2 separate regions of the Homo sapiens genome follow, and region 1 is linked to region 2. A link is a loop called in an ENCODE intact Hi-C map of the cell type or tissue named here. Cell type or tissue: Caco-2. All regions are shown on one strand. Each heading gives the region's core, and the rest is flanking DNA. Links, peaks and the distances in the headings are about the cores only. Region 1 overlaps LOC107987166 (a long non-coding RNA gene). Region 2 holds the start of LINC02151 (long intergenic non-protein coding RNA 2151).

Region 1 (4,389 bases), core at 68-4,067, 120 kb after region 2:
ATAAGTGCACCTCAACTGGTCAGACCATGGATTTGAATTTCAGGCTCAGACACAGTGGTTACAATGCTTATAGGATCAATATAGATACACACTAATACCCAGAACTGACCTGCTTGTGCTAGGTCACAAGCAAACTCTCAACCTACAAACAATTTGACCTAGCAAGGGAAACATGGGATGCGCAGGGATGTCTGAGTGTGGAGTTCCCCATTCCCATGGAGAAAACTGCTTTTTTATCCCAATTCGGAGTCCTTAGGGAGCAACTGACCAAGAAGCCTCCACATCTACAGAAGCATCTTCTTTTACTTGGGTCTGGAAATGTGGTGCAAAACCGCTGGGGGTGAGGCAGTGGTAGTGAGATGTTCTCAAAGTCAGTTGTGGAATCTCAATCATTGTCCTATAGAAACCACTATGAGCAATGGCTAAGGGTAGTTGAAAAATGCATGGGGTATTTTATTGATCAAATAGATTTTTGTCACTGGCTTAGAAAGCTAGCAACCAATTTTGGTAGGCAGCACGGAAAAATTACTGGCTTTGGAGTCAGACATACCTGAGTTTGAATCTTGGCTCTACCTCTTACTTGCTATGTAACCTTGGGCATGTCCTGCTACCTCACTGAGCCTCAGTTTCCTCACTTGTAAAATGGGGCAGTTGATATGTACTGATACTTAATACGTTTGTTAAAATAGGGGAACTTCAGTAACAAAACCCAGCAAATCTCAGTGGCTTAACACAATAAAATTTTATTTCTTACTCATGTCACAGTCCAATGCAGGTCAGTAGAGGGGTCTGGCCTGGCTCTATGCAGGCACTCAGGGACCCTGTATCCTTCTATTTAGTGGATGTAATTTTCTGGAGCTTGGGAGCCTTCAACTAGAGCCTCTGCATCGGGCAGGCAGATGGAGGAGAGAGGGCATGAAGGATTGAGCAGTAGGCATTTTTACGGGCTACATTAGGAGGTGGTACATATGATTCCCATCTATCTTCCATGCTCACATGGATGCACCTAATATTAGGAAGGCTGAGAAATGACTGTGTACCTAAGAGGAAAAGGTTACTGACTTGGTGAACAGCAAACCAGTGTCTGCCACTTCTACATGGTGAGGTTGTAATCAGGTGAGGTTGTAATAATAATAATAATAAATACAGAGGGTGTATCTTGATTCCATCAAGCATATCGCAGGACTCAATAAATGTTAGTCCTAGCAGCATTGTTTACACAGGAATGTGAGTATTGCATTTCAAACAAGCAGCTTTAGAAAGGACTTTCAAATCTCAAGTCATTCGTTTGGCGTGTGCTGCCTTTTCTGTCCTTGGCTCCCCAGGAATTCTGATTACTAGGCCATGAGGGGTTAAACTATCCTGCTCTCCTCAGATACTCAACAGCTGGATATCTTTCCAAGGGCCTTCAGCACTCTCCTTCACTGCAGTAAATACATCTGGCATTCCCTATTCTGGAAATACAAGCAACTAGTCAATTGGAAAAGGCGTCTGCTGATGGTAGCATGACAAGCAATATCTAGAACTGCTTGTAATCTCCTTCAGACATCCACTTGCTCCCACCCAGCCCCACTGAACACAAAGGGGCTCCTATTATCTCCATAGCCTTCTGTAGCCAAAAATGCAGATGAACCCTGACCTCATATTCCACTCAACATGCCCTCTGAACAAAGAGCCTTCCTCACATGTTTACATTGCCAGAATAGCAGATAAGTGGGGCACACAGAGCAGGCTTCCAGGAGGTGGGCAGCTGCAGCACAGTGGAAGACATCACTGATTTTGCCTTTGGAAATTGGAAGACTCAGATCTGCAACTCACTAGCTGTGTGGCCTTAGAAAAGTCACTTTACCTTTCTTGCCACAATTCCTCCTTGGTGTAATGAGCATGAGCCCATCCCTTCTTTATCTATGTCACAGGAGGTATTGGGGCTTGAAATATGTACCTGAAATATATCCACACTGCTGATATAAATTACCTAACAAGGGGAGGGAGTATCATGTTTCCACACAAGTGGGTTGGGATACAGAAGTGAAAAGACAATCATCACATCTTAGGCTGAAAGGATCTGGTCTCTCTCCCATTTATGGGCAAGAGGTGACAAGAAAGACCTTATCTCTAAGTTCTCTAGTCTTATCCAGGTTAATCCAGGGATAACCTGGATTGACCTTTGTGGGAGAAGGCAGGAATGCACAGGGCCATAACCTGGTAGGGACTAGTGATTCCTCCTTTTCCAGAACAGGATTCATGAGGGAGAAATGGGAGGATCACCCATTGAGGCCAAGAGACCTCAATCCCATATCATCGGGATCACTAGGATGACAGTTCTTGACATTTGTACCACATTTTATCATTTACAAAGCCTTCTTCCAGGCAACATCATATCACATTCACTGCACACAATAATCTTCATAAAAATGAGGTTCAGAGATGTTGAGTAATTTGCCCAAGATTTCAGAACAAGATCTGTGTGATTCTAGGCCAGGCGTGGTAGCTCACGTCTGTAATCCCAGCTCTTTGGGAGGCTGAGGTGGGTGGATCACTTGAGGTCAGGAGTTCTAGGCCAGCCTGACCAACATGGTGAAATCCTGTCTCTACAAAAATACAAAAATTAGCCGGGCATTGTGGTATGTGCCTATAGTCTCAGCTACTCTGGAGGCTGAGGCAGGAGAATCACTTGAACCCAGGAGGCAGAGGTTGCAGTAAGCCGAAATCATTCCACTGCCCTCCAGCCTGGGCAATAGAGCAACTCTGTCTCAAAAAAAAAAAAAAAAAAAGAAAGAAAAAAAGATAAATGTGATTCTAAAGTTGTAGTTCTTCCCACCCATTCTTGTGCTGTTTTGCCTCTTTATTCCCAGGCACACCTAAGCGTAAAGTTTTTCTTCTACAGACTGGACATGGATAGATGTAAACTCTCAGATCCTTTTTGGTTGAGAAAATAGGAATACCTCTCTGATTCTCTGTATTCCTAACTGTGCCTGGTACATGGTAAAGTGCCCTCTAATGGTTATAAGATGGAAGGTTGAGAGAGCAAATGGGCAGGAAGCAGAGAAAGCCTTGGGTGTTGACAAAAGTTCAGAAATGGATGACCACTGGTATGGTGCTGTGTGAGCTGAAGGAGGATGAATTATGAAAGTGGGAGACAAAGGCCAGGTATGGTGGCTTATGTCTGTAAACCCAGTACTTTGGGAGGCTGGGGTGGGTGGATCGCTTGAGCCCAGGAGTTCGTGACAAGCCTAGGCAACATGGTGAAACCCCATCTCTCCAAAAAAAAAAAACAAGCAAGCAAGCAAGCAAACAAAAACCAACCAACCAAACAAAGACCATACCAAAAAATTACAAAAATTAGCCAGGTGCAATGGCGTGCACCTGTATTCCCAGCTATTTAGGAGGTGGGAGCATTGCTTGAGCCGGGGAGGTAAAGACTGCAGTGAGTTGAGGTCATGCCACTGCATTCTAGCTGGAGTGACAGAGTAGGACTGTCTCAAAAAAAAAAAAAAAAAAAAAGGGAGACAGAGCCCAAATGGACAAGGCTCTCTCACATTCTGTTTAACATTCAGAAAAGTGAAATGTTAAACATGGGCCTTCCTTTTCTGAAGGGCAGAGTACCCAAATGGGCCATAGAGGAATTTAGAGGAGCTCCTAGTAAAGCAAACTCTCTGAGGGCCACAGGGTAGGATTAAAGCTTCACTCAAATGGGTCTGGGGCAGCTGGTTCCTACCCTGTACAGAAAGGCTGATTAGACTCTGGCTTCAGCCAGGGCAGGATGGGAGCCCAGGGGTCTTCTGTTGCAGCAAGTGGGACACAGGTTAGAAGTTCCATGTGGGGCATGTGGAGCATCAGCAGGGTAGTGAATCGGGAGAGAAAGCTCAGACCCACTTCTCCTGGGATGGGGAGGAAGTCTGGCTCTGAGAATACAATGTAGGGGCAGAGCTGGGGGTCTGAGGTCATTGCACATGTAGGCAGCAACTACAGGGCCAACATCCCCCCTGGTGATAGAAGGATGGTAGAGTCACAGCACAAAGACCCAGCCCATGCAGGCAGCGGCACTGAGGGGAAGGGAGGAGGGAGCTGTGATGGTTAATTTCATGGGTTAACTTGACTGAGCTAGGGGATGCCCAGGTGGCTGGTAAAACATTTCTGAGGGTGTCTGTAAGAGTGTTTCTGGAAGAGATTAGCATTTGAATTGGCAGGTTGAGTAAAGAAGATTGCTCTACTGATGTGGGTGGGTACCACTTAATCCACTGGGAGCCTGAAAAGCAAAAAAGTGGAGAAAGGGTGAATATACCATAAGCCCCCCAGTTCTCAGACCTTCAGGTTTGGACCAGAATGACACCACTGGCTTTCCTGAGTTTGCCAATGGCAGATCGTGGGACTTCTCAGCTTCCATAA
Region 2 (4,389 bases), core at 213-4,212:
ATAGTGGGAATGCACTTGGCCTTGAGAGATTTGTTGGTGTCAGAGGCTCCCAAACTTTTCTCTCCTGTCCTACAACTGTTTACCCATGAGTATGTATTTTTGGCTAGAAATGAATTTATGTGGGTACTTTAAAAAAATAGATGAGATGAAGACAATGGTGACAACATAATAACGTAGATGGAAAGCGCATACTTAGAGCCATATGCAGCAAATGTGGGGGCCGATCTGGCCCTGTCACTCACAACTGTGGTCAGCTTGCTGGGCCCCTCCCAGCCTCCCGTCCCTCCCCTGTGAAGTGGAACCGTTTGTCCCTAGGCCTCACTTAGTAGGCTCTCGCTAACAGATTGCAAATCCTTGAGGAAGGAGCCCACCTTTTTTCTTGTCTTTATATCCCCAGGGCCTGGCATAAAGTAGAAACTCAATAAATGTTAGTCAAATGAATGAATAAACGTTTGAATAACAAGAATACCTGCTCTACCGACCTCTCTCAGGATTATCGGGAGGATCAAATGAGATAATGCACATGAAAGCACTTTGTAAATTGCGGAGCACTATACAAATGCAAATCATTCACAGCTTTGGTGGAAATTATTATTCAAATTATTATTATTATTTTCACAGTAAAGGACAGGAAGGAGAGGGCAACGGAATCAGTCCCTGATGGTGGAAGCTGGGGTTCCAGCCCTGTGTGCGGGGTGGCACTCAAGCTTGCTTGGGCCCCTCTGAAGCATCCTCCTTCCAGTGCCCTGCAGCGAGGTGGACTGGGCTGCAGCTGCTTGGGTGGGGGCAGTAGTTGCTACTGGAATCCTGCCCAGTATGGGGACTGAAGCCACCAGCCCATCTTACCCTGAACAAAACGAATTAAACGCCAAGCTCTAAATGAAAAAGGGTTTTCTTTTCTCTGCTGCTGTTTATTATTTTCTTTTTGTTAAATGAAGTGGCAAAGGTGGCATATTAGGAAGGAGGTGGTGACAGAGAGAGAGAGAAACCGGGCATCTCGAAACCTGGGGTTCGTTCCCCTCTCCCCCGCTGAGCTTCTGTTTCCAAGGCTATTATCCCGCCTCTTCAACCCCCGGCCTGCGAGAGGGAGGGTGAGCCGGCTGGGCAGCCAAGAGACGCAGAGCAAAGGCGTGATTGATAATTGGCGACTGTAATTCTATAATTCATCTCCCTGCACTGCAGTGAAATTAAAAGAGTTTAGGTTCCCAAGCATAATGATCATCAATTAAACGCCGGGGAGATTTAGTGTCCTCATTTGAATTTTGTTTTATTTATTTAAATGTGTCTCTTTTACAGGGAGGGGCCCGTGGGGAGTGGGAGCGGGTGCACGCGGGGGCCGGGGCCTTCCGGAGGCTGATGCGGGCCCGGGCGCCTCCAGGAGCTGGGTCGTGCAGGCTGCCTGGGGGCGGCTGAGGGTGGGGCGCGGCTCGTGGGGCGGCGGGCTTTGCGAGACAGGGGATCCATCATCCCGGGCCTAATCAGTTAATACTGATAAACTGCCAGCAATAACTGCCAATTGCGCCGCGGTTTTGGAGCAGCCAGTTCATTCATTTAGGGAGTGCGGCGGCTCGTGGGGGGAGCGCTCCTGGCCCCGAGTGTTTCTGTCTCTGCTCGGGAGGGAGGTGATGCATGGGCCACCGCCGACTTCTGCGGGTAAGGGAAAGTGAGCACTGGGCAACTCGAAGGTGGCCGGGAGGCTGTGGGGGTGACTGTGGCCTGCGCCGGGCCGGGCTGGGCTGTCAGAGAGGCCCGTCTGGGTCTTGGCGTTCAGGATGGTATGGAGGTGACATCCGCTTTGAGGAGGAGTCAGGGGGACATGCTCCCGGCCAAGCTGTGGGACCTCCTTGTGCAGAACCACAGAAAGATGCCTCAGGAATCAGGGGACCTCTTGCGGCCCCGCCACTCACTGCCCAGCTGCATGACTCAGTTTCCTCCTCTGGAAAGGAGCAGGCTGGGCTAGGAGGCCTCTAGAGGGCCTTCCAGCTCTGTGGCCTTCCTCCAGACCCCTTTCCCTGCTGGCCTGGAGAAGGACGGAGAACACGCCCGGGTCCTTCCTGTGCACCAGTGAGTTTGGGGCTGGAGGCTCTCGGGGTGCCATGGCTCCCCCTCCCATGGGCCCCTCTGCTCCCTCCCCATGCTGCTGTCCATTTCTCAGGGTTGGTTCCTGCTGCATTTTCCCGACGTTCTCTGATTCCGACTTCTCACTTGCAATCAAGAAACTAAAAATAGAGCATAAAGGAGCTCTCCAAGGGGGGTGGGTGGGGGTGGCAGAGAAGGAGGAAAGTGCTCTGGTTCCCCGTGGGAATGAGACCTCATCAGCTCTACATAGGGAGTTGGAAATCCAATCCAGACCATTGGCAAGGGGCGGGGTGTGAGGTGAGGAGCCTTCCTGATCAACCAGGTGGAAAGCTTGAAAGAAAATAGTGTGTGCGCACAGGGAGGGAGGATGGGGAGACAGCCCTGGGGTGGCTTTCTGGGCGTTTCTGGTGCTTGGGGGTGAAGCCCCTTGCATGCCCTGCACAGGGCCCGCCCCTGGGTTGGGAGAGAGCTGAAGTCACTGGACCTGAGGGCGCACAGCCAGCCTGAGGGCCTTGCCTTCTAATTCATCCGCCAGGAGGGGGCGCCCTATTCTAATGTTCGCAAAGGCGTCTTTTGTTCAAGCTGAGGCGCCCAGAAGGCTCGCGCAGGCCGGTTATGCAGGTATCCTCTTGGGCTTGTAGGCAGACAGGAACCCCGTCAGGGATTTCTTCTTGAGGACCTCAGAACCGTGTCTTTTGTTTTATTTTTATTTTTTTGAGACAGGGTCTCGGTCTGTCTCCCAGGCTGGAGTGCAGTAGTGCCATCTCGGCTCACTGCAACCTCTACCTCCTGGGCTCAAGGATCCTCCTACCTCAGCTTCCTGAGTAGCTGGGGCCATAGGCACAAGCTACCGTGCCCGGCTTAATTTTGTATTTTTTGTAGACACAGGGTCCGCTATGTTGCCTAATCTGGTTGTGAGCTCCTGGGCTCATGCAATCCACCTATCTCAGCCTCCCAAAGCGCTGGGATTACAGGTGTGAGTCACCTTGCCTGGCCAACCACGTCTTTCAGATTGTAAGGAGTGGATTTGTTCAAACTTGATGACATAAGATGGGCAACTTGGAGGTATTGGGGCTAGGAGTGAAATCAGAGAGAATCTGGGCTTTCAGACAACATCTCCAGAACACAGGCACCCCGTTCCCTGGGCAGGGTCCCCTGGAGCTCAGAAACATGAGTGGACGTGTGTAAATTACTCAGCTGGTCTTGGGAAAGAAGCCTGATTCGGGAGTCTGGAGCCCCAGGCTGCAGTCCTGGCTGTACTACTCTATGCCCTTGGGCATGCTGCTTTTTTTTTTTCCTCTGAAACTCAGTTTCCCCCCTGTCTAATAAGATGAGGTACATAAAAGCTCTTAGAGAGCAGGAAAGGTGCTCTATAAATGCCCAGGATTATGGTTATAACGTGCAGCTTTTATGCGTAAACCAGCAGCAGCCCACCTTATCTTCTAAGGGGCAGTGCAGAGGGAGGACTTTATCTCTATCCTTGCCTCATGCAGCCTCGAAGGCCCCTTTTCTCCCACGGGGCTATCTTTAGGACCCATGATGCTTCCCCTCCTGGGGTAGGAAGGGAAATGGCTGATGTTAGAATCCCAGACTTGCCGGTTTTTATACCACCGATTCAAATCAAGATACTGTCTTTCAGCCTCCTCTCTGCCTTGCTAAACCCATTCCGGTTCCCTTACCAAGCCGATTTCTATCGGGGGAGAGTCAGTCCTTGAAAACATGGGGATTTCTCCAGCAAGGAATGGCCATGAGGAGCCAGGCCATGCTGGGGTGGCCATCTGCACACTCTGATGAGCCCACGCTGGGCTCCTCTCAGCCTCATCTGCAAGGCTAGCCCCTTCTAGTTTCTAATTGCTGTCTCATCCAAAAGGCTGAGGGCTTTCTGGATTGACTAAAGAAGAGATGAAGGTGACCCTAGGTCCCCAGGAATGCCCACCTCCCTTTCTGGCTCCATCCTTTTTCACCCTATGCCTGGTGCCTCCACTCCAGGCTGTTTTGTTTGCTCTGAGGGGTTAGGTGTGAAGGGCTGTTCTGTGGCTCCCCAGGACTGTCTCTGGACCCTTCAGGCAGAGCAGCAGGTGTATTTGGGATGAGAAGCTCTGAGGGTCAAGGACCCTACAATTTTCTGTGTGGAATCCACAAGGGCACCAAGCCCAAGTGAGCATAAAGCCCAACAAAGGCTTTTTAAAAATTACCATGTGCTGTCCTTTTCTCTGATTACAAAAGTAATACATATTCATGTTCAAAAATTTGGAAAATACAGAAAAGCACAAAGAACAAAAATTCATCCATATTCCACTACCTAGAAGC

The links. Peaks named below come from ENCODE experiments on the same cell type or tissue, not always from the same donor. Only the 100,000 strongest peaks of a DNase experiment are listed, where the experiment ranks them.
Region 1: a loop joins it to region 2, with 2.6 times the contacts of the local background. A loop is called at or near these places in 3 of 110 quality-filtered maps.

The regions. Positions count from the first base shown.
Region 1 is chr11:116,374,025-116,378,413 of GRCh38, reverse strand. The region is part of intron 1 of LOC107987166 (a long non-coding RNA gene); the gene reads left to right. Among named protein-coding and RNA genes, the nearest start is that of LINC02151, 120 kb to the left of the region's middle. In Caco-2, for the core only: no CTCF peak of the experiment used is centred there; DNase peaks (open chromatin) are centred at 1,633 and 2,193.
Region 2 is chr11:116,497,806-116,502,194 of GRCh38, reverse strand. LINC02151 (long intergenic non-protein coding RNA 2151) reads left to right here and starts at 1,512. Exons shown (of 2, transcript NR_174967.1): 1 at 1,512-1,653. RefSeq lists an enhancer at 2,302-2,994. In Caco-2, for the core only: a CTCF peak has its summit at 2,625 (motif pointing right); a DNase peak (open chromatin) is centred at 2,634.